Linked DNA regions of Homo sapiens: region 1 is linked to region 2. A link is a contact called in ENCODE Hi-C data. All regions are on one chromosome and are shown on one strand. The core of a region is the stretch at or near the end of the contact, and the rest is flanking DNA. Distances in the headings are between cores, read along the strand shown.

Region 1 (4,338 bases), core at 497-2,996, 2.1 Mb after region 2:
GTTTAGAGTCAACCGGTGACAGAGGGAGCAGATTCCTCTGACAGCAGCACCCTGGACAGCTGGCCACAGGTCCTGCTGCTGCCCTGGCCCCAGCATTCACAAGGCCGCTTGCTCAGACCTGCCCTGATCCCCACATAGCTGCATGCCCTTGTTCCCTTTCAGACACTCTCAGAAAAGCCAGGACACTCAGTCTCCTCCCCTGGCTTCTCAGCCACCCTCCCTGTCCCCATCAGCACAGTAAGCCACGCGCATTCTACCACTTGAAGCTTGTCCCTACCTCCATCTGCCTCATTCACACCCTCTTCAACTCTCCTGTTCTCCCTGCTCTCATTTTTCTACCCTCTCACCCGTAAATGCTGCCACCCTACAGAGCAAGTCGGAGCCTCTCACTCCCCACTGTAAAGCCCTCCGGTGGCTCCACATCGCCTAGGACTGTGAAGCCTAGGACTGTAAAACAGGACTGAGAAGCCTGGGTTTAATGGAAGTGCTTCGGGAGCGGGGTGCACAGAGCCACCCTCTTTAGCATGGTTCCAGATGGTTTCACGATCTGGGTAGGGAGAGAGTCCCTACCCACTGTCTCCCCTCTCTCTGGCACTGCACGCTCAACCATGTTAAACGACACAACATTCCCTTCCCTTGGTGAGCCAGTCGGCATCCCCCAACCCAGGGCTCTGCTCCTGCCGGGCCTTCATCCCCCACTACCTGGCAAACACCAATGTGTCCCCCAGCATTTGGCCACAGAGTCGACTCCTCAGCTGTACCTTTGCTGAGCCCCCTCAAAGCCCTGAGGGTCCATCCGTCGGTGCGCCTTCGGCTTTCTATGACACCTGGTATTTGCAATCAGCCGCTCTGCCATGCTATTACCTCCACAAGCACAAGGGCTGCCTCTGACCACCTCTGCAGCCCCTAAGCTTTGAGAAAGAGCACATAAGGCCCTGACATGTAGGAGCTGGCCTGCCACTCTGAGCTAGGCTGTGGTGCTCTCCTGCTGACCATAAACCATCTCAGAACGCTCACATCAGACAAGGTCACTCTGTGAACACAATAGAGACCAACAAAACCCCAAGACGACTGTATAATCCTGTATAATTAAAAAGAAGAACGAGGCCACTACGCAAAGCACATAAATGCCAGATGTCTCCTTTTCCGCTCCGACAGGAATGACGGCTGCTCCAGTCTTCCCTCATTCTAGTTAAGATTAAGAGGCCCAATCGGAGAATTATCCTCGCTTCCAAGGCACAGTAAAGCCCACTTTCTTCCCCCAAATCCCCTAACACGAGCTCAAATCCCACACGAGGTTATGGAGACGCACCGCGGGCCCCCATGGGGTGCTGCAGCCATCGAAGAGCAGCAAACGCAACTCCTCTGACCACGGGTGTGTTCCCGGGGGCCGTGGGGGCACCCAGCAGGCACTCAACCCTCAGGCTGCGCCTCCTGGTCCCCCGGGCTAGGGCACACGCTTCCCGCCGCGGTCGGTCGCCGCCTTTCACCAGGTGCTCGGAGAAACCGGGATTTGCTCTCCGCGGGGCAGGGAGCCTGGGAGCCGCGCCCATCGCCCACCCGCCCGGCCTCCCCTCCCCGGGACCCGCGCACCAGGACGCCGCCCTTCCGCTCCCCCTTCCCCGCTCCCCACGCTCGGAGACTCCCGCCGGGCCCGTGCCACCTCGTCCAGGTCCACGTAGGGCCCGGCGCCCTCGGGGAACATCTCGTCCACCGCCGGCTTCATCTCGGGGCCGCGGCGCTCTAGGCTCACTTCCGGCCTCAGAGCCGCTTCCGGCGCGCGCCACATGGCAGATCTAGACGCCGGAGGACCGCGCCTCTGTGGTGCCCGCCCGCTGGGGTGCTCCCGGCCGCCGGCGCGTCCGCGGCCACCGGCGTTTGTCTTTGCGCTGGCGAGGGCGGGCGTCTGCAACGCCTCTGATGGGCGGCCGGGCGGCCACGGGGAGAAAAGGCTGCCAGCAATGGGAGCAGTGCCTGCAGAGCACGCCTCCGACCAGAGGCCGGATCCAGAATAAAGAAGGAGCCTCAGACTCTGCCGCAAAGACGGCCGGGTTCACAGGAGCCCAGGGCTTGACCTTCAGACGTTTGTCTGAAGAAGACACACTCGCGGCCAGTGAGCAGATGAAGAGGTGAAAGCAAACCAGGGCCCCACGGCCGCTGCACCCCTGGGACGCCCAGAGTCAAAAAAACAGCAAAACACGGGTGGAAGGGTGCGCGGCACACGGGGCCCCTCGCACCGCGGCGGGGAGTGAGACGCGGCAGCCGGGGCGGGAGACGGGGGGGGGCAGGTCCCAGAAAATCAAACACGGACACCCACGTGGCCCAGCACTCCCCTTCCGGGCACAAGCCCAGAGGACCAAAAGCCGAGGCTCCAAGGGGCGTCTTTACCCCACGTTCACAGCAGCGTTATTTATAATAAATGAAAAAGGGAAGCGTCCCCCGCTGTCCCTGCCCATCGATGGATACGTGCATAAGCAAATGTGGGCCATGCACACTGTGGAACATTACTCAGCCTTTAAAAGGAAGGGAATGCCGACACCTGCTGCCACGCGCAGGAACATTGAGGACGCTCTGCCGAGGGAAACGGGCCAGTCCTAAGACAAACACCGCATGATTCCACTCAGCCGAGGCCCCTAGAGGAGTCAAAGTCATAGAGACAGAAAGTAGAAGGGGGTTATCAGGGTCTGGGGAAGGGGAAATGGGGAGTTCGTGTTTAGTGGGGACAGATTTTCAGCCTTGACAGATGAAAAGGATCTGTAGAGGCTGCTGGTGATGGCTGCACAGTTCGTGAATGTGCTTAACGTCACTGAAATGTGGTTAAGATGGAAACAATTTGTGAAGTTTTACCGTAATGAAAAAAACAACAAAAAAGAATGTGACAGAAATGCGAGGGAAAGGAGAAGGAAAGGGGTAAGAGGAGGGAGAAGGTTGGAGGAAGAGAGGGAGAGAGGAAGAACAGGGGAGGGAAGGAGAGAGAGCAACAGGTCCTGGAACTAGACTTTGCCAAAGATTCCTTGCTCAGCCAGACTTCGGTGGCCTCCTAACCTCCTCCCAGGCCCATCTGTGCACTGCATTGTCAGGTTCAGTTTTCGCAGAGAGCCCTGCTAAGTTGGTTTAGCCAGAGCCCCCCACCCTGGATATTGGATCGGGTTCCTGGTCCCCCAGCATCCCCAGGATGTCTGATGGCCCAGACCTGTCTTCAGCGAAAGCCCTGCGGGGTCGGCCGAGCCAGCATCCCGTCCCGCACTGTGTTCCTCCCAGTCATTTGCCACCCGCGACCCCACCTGCTCCTCAGCCGCAAACCCCCACTGCCTGTGCTGTTCGGAGCTGAGCCTGGTCTCCCTCCCCCACTGCAAGATCCCGTTGCAGTGGTCCCCACACCCGTCTCCAGGGTTCGGAACAACTTCTGAAAATTTCCAATAATGTTTTCCTTTAACAGGCCTTAGAGGAGTTGGGTTTGGGGGTTAGGCTGTAGAGAAGGGGAGTGGGGGGCGGCATGGATGAGGGTAGTTCCAGGGACAGGAATTGAGCTGAAATGTGAGGGGTGTGTGTGGCCTGAAAAGGGGCCGCCTGGCCTGAGTGGACAGTGTGGGACGCAGGGAGAAGCTGGCAGTGGATATTGGGTGAGCCTCATGCCATGCCAATGTGCATCACCCTGAAGGACCCAAGTGAAAGTCAGTCCGATGGAACAGGGGCTTGGCAGTGACTAAGAAGATTGACCCATTAAGTCAAGGTCTTTACTAGCTAAGGGGTGGAGCTGTGGGTCTCCACGGTCTGCTTGTACACCCTACAGGGATGGGGGGCTCACCACCTGTGCAGAGGCCATCCTATTGCTGGAGGCCCATCCCTGAGACACCATCGTGCTGCCTGCCCAGTCTTCCAGTGCCCCAGGTGAAGCCCCCTTCCTCCCAGCATCCTCAAAGCCTAGAGCCGTCCCTGGAAGACAGAGCCTGCCCAGGCCCCGCTGTCCCTGACCGATGACAGATACAGGTGGGGTTTCTCAGTTCCGTTTCCTGCTGCCTCCTGGGCACTGCTCCCAGGGGTGTGTCATGGTGTGGAGTCAGCCTAGCCCTGACTGTGGGTTTGTGTGCTGCCCAGCTTAGTGGCCCAGAGCGGGGGTGCCTGGACTAGAATCTAGCTACCCCCTAACCAGCTGTGTGACCTTAACAAGTCAGGCTGTGACCGCATGTCTCTGCCTCAGTTTCCTCACCCGTAATCTGGGGGAACTGCAGTGCCCCCTAGGATCATTGTGGGAAATGGATGAGTGAGAGACACAGAAAGCCAGTCCTGAGCCTGCCCAGGATATAAAATCCCTTGTTGATGCCAATGTGGATGGAA
Region 2 (4,333 bases), core at 1,063-3,562:
TGTTCACCTGGAAACACAAACCTTATTGCTGCCTAACTGGCCCAAGGAGTGCTTGGGATGAATCGTCACTTTGTCCATTGTCCTTGGGCTCCTATCCTTACAGCCTTCCAAACAGATTTAGAGAATGAATTCTCCCCATGCCTATCAACTTCCCTAGCCACCTTTACTCTTAACTTCATCCCCTATCGTCTCCTCCAGGACTTTGGCTCCTCTTCCTTGCACGTCCTGTTGGCTAACTCCCTTTAGCCTATGAACATGTTCAGTCTCTATTTGCTCTTAATCTTTTTTTTTTTTTTTTTTTTTGAGACGGAGTCTCACTCTGACTCCCAGGCTGGAGTGCAGTGGCATGGTTTCAGCTTCACTGTGTAACCTCCACCTCCCAGGTTCAAGTGATTCTCTTGCCTCAGCCTCCCCAGTAGCTGGGATTACAAGCATGCACCACCACAGTCGGCTACTTTTTGTATTTTTAGTAGAGACGGAGTTTTGCCATGTTGGCCAGGCTGGTCTCGAACCCTTGACCTTAGGTGATCCACCCACCTCAGCCTTTCAAAGTGCTAGGATTACAGGGGTGAAGCACCGCGCCCAGCTTGCCTGTAATCTTATACGCCTTTTTAATTCCTCCTTTCTCAACCGTTTTAAGAGTTGACTGCATTCTTCATTTTTTCATATCCCATCTTTGCATTCTAACTTCCATGCCTCTCCCATCACTGAGACTTCTCTCGCTAGTTTATCAGTGCCTCCTAATTGTTACGCACAGTAGACTTCGGATTGCCTCTCAGCCACACTTTACACTATTATGTGTCTTCTTGACTTTTTTGACATTCCTTCTCAATTCCCTTTCCTTTCCTCCTCTTTTGACTGTTCTCATGCTCCTGTGCATCCATTTGCTTCTTAAATGTTGGTGGGCCCTTTGCTATTGGCTGCATTTGGCAAGAAATGAGCTGCGTTTATAGGGAAGAATGAGAGAGAATGAGTCCAGAAATTTGCAGATTTGCTGTGCTGGAAAAGCCAAGTTATTCTGGACCCCAACAGGACACAAAATAGAGAAAGCCCATGAAAAGCCAATTAAAATTCAACCTCTTGGCAAAGCATGCTTGAAACCGAATTTTGGCTCCAGCCACTACTCGTGTGAACTTGGGCAAGATGCCTTTCTGTATCTTGGATTCCTCATACATAAATACCTACCAGACTGGGTTAATCATCAAGATTAAATTAGTGAACACACGAAAAATACCTAGAACACTGCCTGGCATAGTTCAAGGCTCAATTAAAGGTAGACACTATTATGCCAAAAAAACAAAAAACAACAAAAAAAGTGACGGTAGGATGGCTTCGTGAGGATTTTTGCTCATTTCTACCACTTTCTCAACTGACTTTTCTTAATGGTTGGCGGGACACCAACCATTGGTGGATGTTTACACTTGTGACTGTCTCACAGACAACTCAACATGTCCAAAGCTAAACCCATCATCTTTCCCCCTCCCGTCTTCCCTCTTACCCAGATAAAGGCACTAACATCTTCCCAGTCACTTGTCTAATCCTTGCTTCCTTCCTGTCCCTCATGCCCCAATTCCTATTTAACGGCCTAAACAGATCTTGAATTAATCTTTCCTGCGTTTCCACGCCCACTTAGAGTCCCTCATCTCTGGCCCTATTTTCTCAATGCCCTCCCATCCTCTACTCCAGATCCCCTCAAGTCCATCCTCGATGCGTGACTCTTAACTTCACGCCATCCAGGTCCCCTATGGAGCCGCTCCGACTAACGGACGCGCAGGTCCAGCGGACCTGCTCATCACTGTCCAGGGTGGCCTGCGGGAGACCCCCGGGGCCCTGGCCCTGCTGCCGCGGCCCCGGCACTTCCCCTCGAGGGTTCGCGGGGAACAAGGCCGCGCGGCCCCGGCTCTCCCGGAGTGCACGGTCCCGCGCTCATGCGGCTAGAGGGAGGCACCCGCAGGACTGCCCAGCCGCCTCTGCTCCTCAGGTCCAGCTCGGGCCCCGCCTGCTCTTACGCCGACTAACCGGCCGCGGCCCGATGGCGGCCCTGCCGCAGACAGCAAAGGTCACGGGGCTCCCCCGGAAGTGAAAGTGCGGGGATCCGCCGGCCCAGGAGACGCGGCTTCTAGCGCCCGGTTCCCGGGAAGCTCTGTGACGCGCTAAGCCCCGCCCCCACCCGTCACCTGACCCAGCGCAGCCTCGCCTCCCCGCTGGGGGCTCGGCGGCCCTCTGAAGCGGGTGGATTGGCTGGGGTGCTTCGCTCAGCCAATCCGGACGCGCCCGGGCGTCGCGGCCCCGCCTCCTCCCCGGCGCTCTGGGCCCGTAGCGCTCCGCGGGAAGGAGGCTGGATGCCCGGCAGCAGTGGGGCGGGGATGGAGGCGGCCGTGGCGCCGGGGAGGGATGCGCCGGCACCCGCGGCGAGTCAGCCCAGCGGCTGCGGGAAACACAACTCGCCGGAGAGGTGCGCGCCTTTAGGGCAGGGCTGGGGAGCGGCCGGCGCCTGTCGCCGATTGTCCCGCGCGGGAGGACGAAGGGGGCTCCCGGCCTGTGGCCGCTCTCGCGTGGGGCGTCCCGCGCGGGGATGTCCGCGAGGTCGGCCTAAGTCAGGGATGCGAGCTTCAAGGAGGAGCGGGTGCGAGCTGTGGCCCCGCAAGGGCCCACGGAGAGGTGACTTTGGGGCCGAAACCCGAGTGACTTCCAGGGGTGAGGTTTGCAGGTTCTGGGGAAGCAGAGCCTGCCAGGAAGAGGGCACAGCAGATGCGAAGGGCAGGGGACTTGCCGGAGGTGAACCGGCAGAGCCCCTGAGCCCGGGAAGAACTTTGGGGTTCATTCGGAGCCTTATGGGGCCTCGGAAGTTGATCACGGGGCGATGCAATTTAAGTGTTTTGAAGGAGTCCTTCTGGCTGCTTCCTAGAAAGTAGGGGCGCGGGTAGGCATGGGACGAGAGGAAGCCGGGAAGCCAGTTGGGGATCTTGTAACAACCTAGGAGAGAGATGTGGTGTGCGCCCAGAAACGGATGCGTTGGTAGGAAGCTGGTGCACTGGGGCAGGTGAAAGGGAATCAAGGGTTCTCCCAGACTGCTGGCCCAGCTGCAGGAAACGGGATGGCCACCGCTGAGAAGCGCGGAGACCCGAAGCACGTGGTATCCATACTAGTTAAGTCCGAGAAGAGCAGGAGGCAGGGGTATGCATTTTCTGGTTTGTGTGTCTTCTTTCCAGACCCCTCTTTTTCCTTTTTGTGAGCTCATTCGCTACCCATGCTTAGAATATGAGGGGGTCCAGGCCTAAAGCACACACATTTGGCATTCTACCTTGGTTGGAACAAAGTGAAGGGATCTGGGAAAATATCCCCTAGGGAATCAGTGGAGCGAGATTCCCAAGATTTTTTATTTTTTGGTTATGAAGCTAACAAAGTTGAGCCTGCTCATCCAATACTGATAGCATTTTAAGGAAGCAGCAAATAATGAAGCAAAGGAATGTGTAAAGTATTAATCTGAACAAAATAGATTTGTTCAGCCCAGCAGCAGATTGAAGAGCTACAGTCGCTCAACAAACACTAGCTAGCCTAAGGTACTTTGGATGCTTATTTATAGGAAAGAAAAACAGATATAAGGGCACATGCAAAGTCAAGCCGGGCTGGGGGATTCCTAGGACTATTAATACTAGTACCAGAGTGGTAAAGGATGGCGAGTCAAACTTGTCAAAGCCTTGTACCTATTGAGTGATTTTTTTTTTTTTTTTTAATTGAGATGGAGTCTCACTCTGTCACCCAGGCTGGAGTGCAGTGGTGCAGTCTTGGCTCACTGCAACATCCACTGCCCGGGTTCAAACGATTCTCCTGTCTCAGCCTCCCAAGTAGCTGGGATTACAGGCACGTGCCACCACGTCCAGCTAATTTTATTGTATTTTTAGTAGAGATGGGGTTTCGCCGTGTTGGCCAGGCTGACCTTGAACTCCTGACCTCAGGTGATCTGCCCGCCTTGGCCTCCCAAAGTGCCGGGATTACAGGCGTGAGCCACAGGGCACAGCCTGTTGAGTGATTTTGAACAGAAAAGATGCTTCATTTCAACTAATGCACATTCTGTCCACACTCAGTGGCTTAACAGCCACAGTTAGTCATTGTATCTGGGTTTTCATGTGGATTGGTGTAAGCACTGTTTATTTAAAAACTAGATAAATTAATATCAGGCAGGACTACTACTACACATTTTTCTAAAGGCTTTCGAAGGTTTTGGATATTAGTAAAAAGATATACAGATAAATTTTACTTAGTGAGGGATCTTTCAGGGAATTTGTACTTTCTGTGGCATTTATTTTGTCATCTTATAAAAATCAGGCCC

Evidence for each region. Hi-C counts contacts between places; a loop is a spot of excess contacts on that map. Pooled maps may share reads with other maps.
Region 1: a loop to region 2 is called in a map of CD8-positive, alpha-beta T cell, with 12 times the contacts of the local background. The contact joins the promoter of COPS9 here to the promoter of SCLY in region 2. A Hi-C loop is called at or near these places in 1 of 168 maps with a recorded cell type or tissue (CD8-positive, alpha-beta T cell), 1 of 37 single-sample maps with no recorded cell type and 6 of 50 pooled maps.

What each region holds. Positions count from the first base shown.
Region 1 is chr2:240,134,559-240,138,896 of GRCh38, forward strand. It overlaps COPS9 (COP9 signalosome subunit 9), which reads right to left and starts at 1,747. Exons shown (of 3, transcript NM_001163424.2): 1 at 1,664-1,747. The coding sequence starts at 1,726. RefSeq lists a silencer at 1,559-1,608 and enhancers at 2,049-2,148, 2,159-2,268.
Region 2 is chr2:238,058,689-238,063,021 of GRCh38, forward strand. SCLY (selenocysteine lyase) reads left to right here and starts at 2,313. Exons shown (of 12, transcript NM_016510.7): 1 at 2,313-2,455. The coding sequence starts at 2,367. All of the region lies in intron 8 of UBE2F-SCLY (UBE2F-SCLY readthrough (NMD candidate)), which reads left to right. RefSeq lists silencers at 1,723-1,932, 2,073-2,522.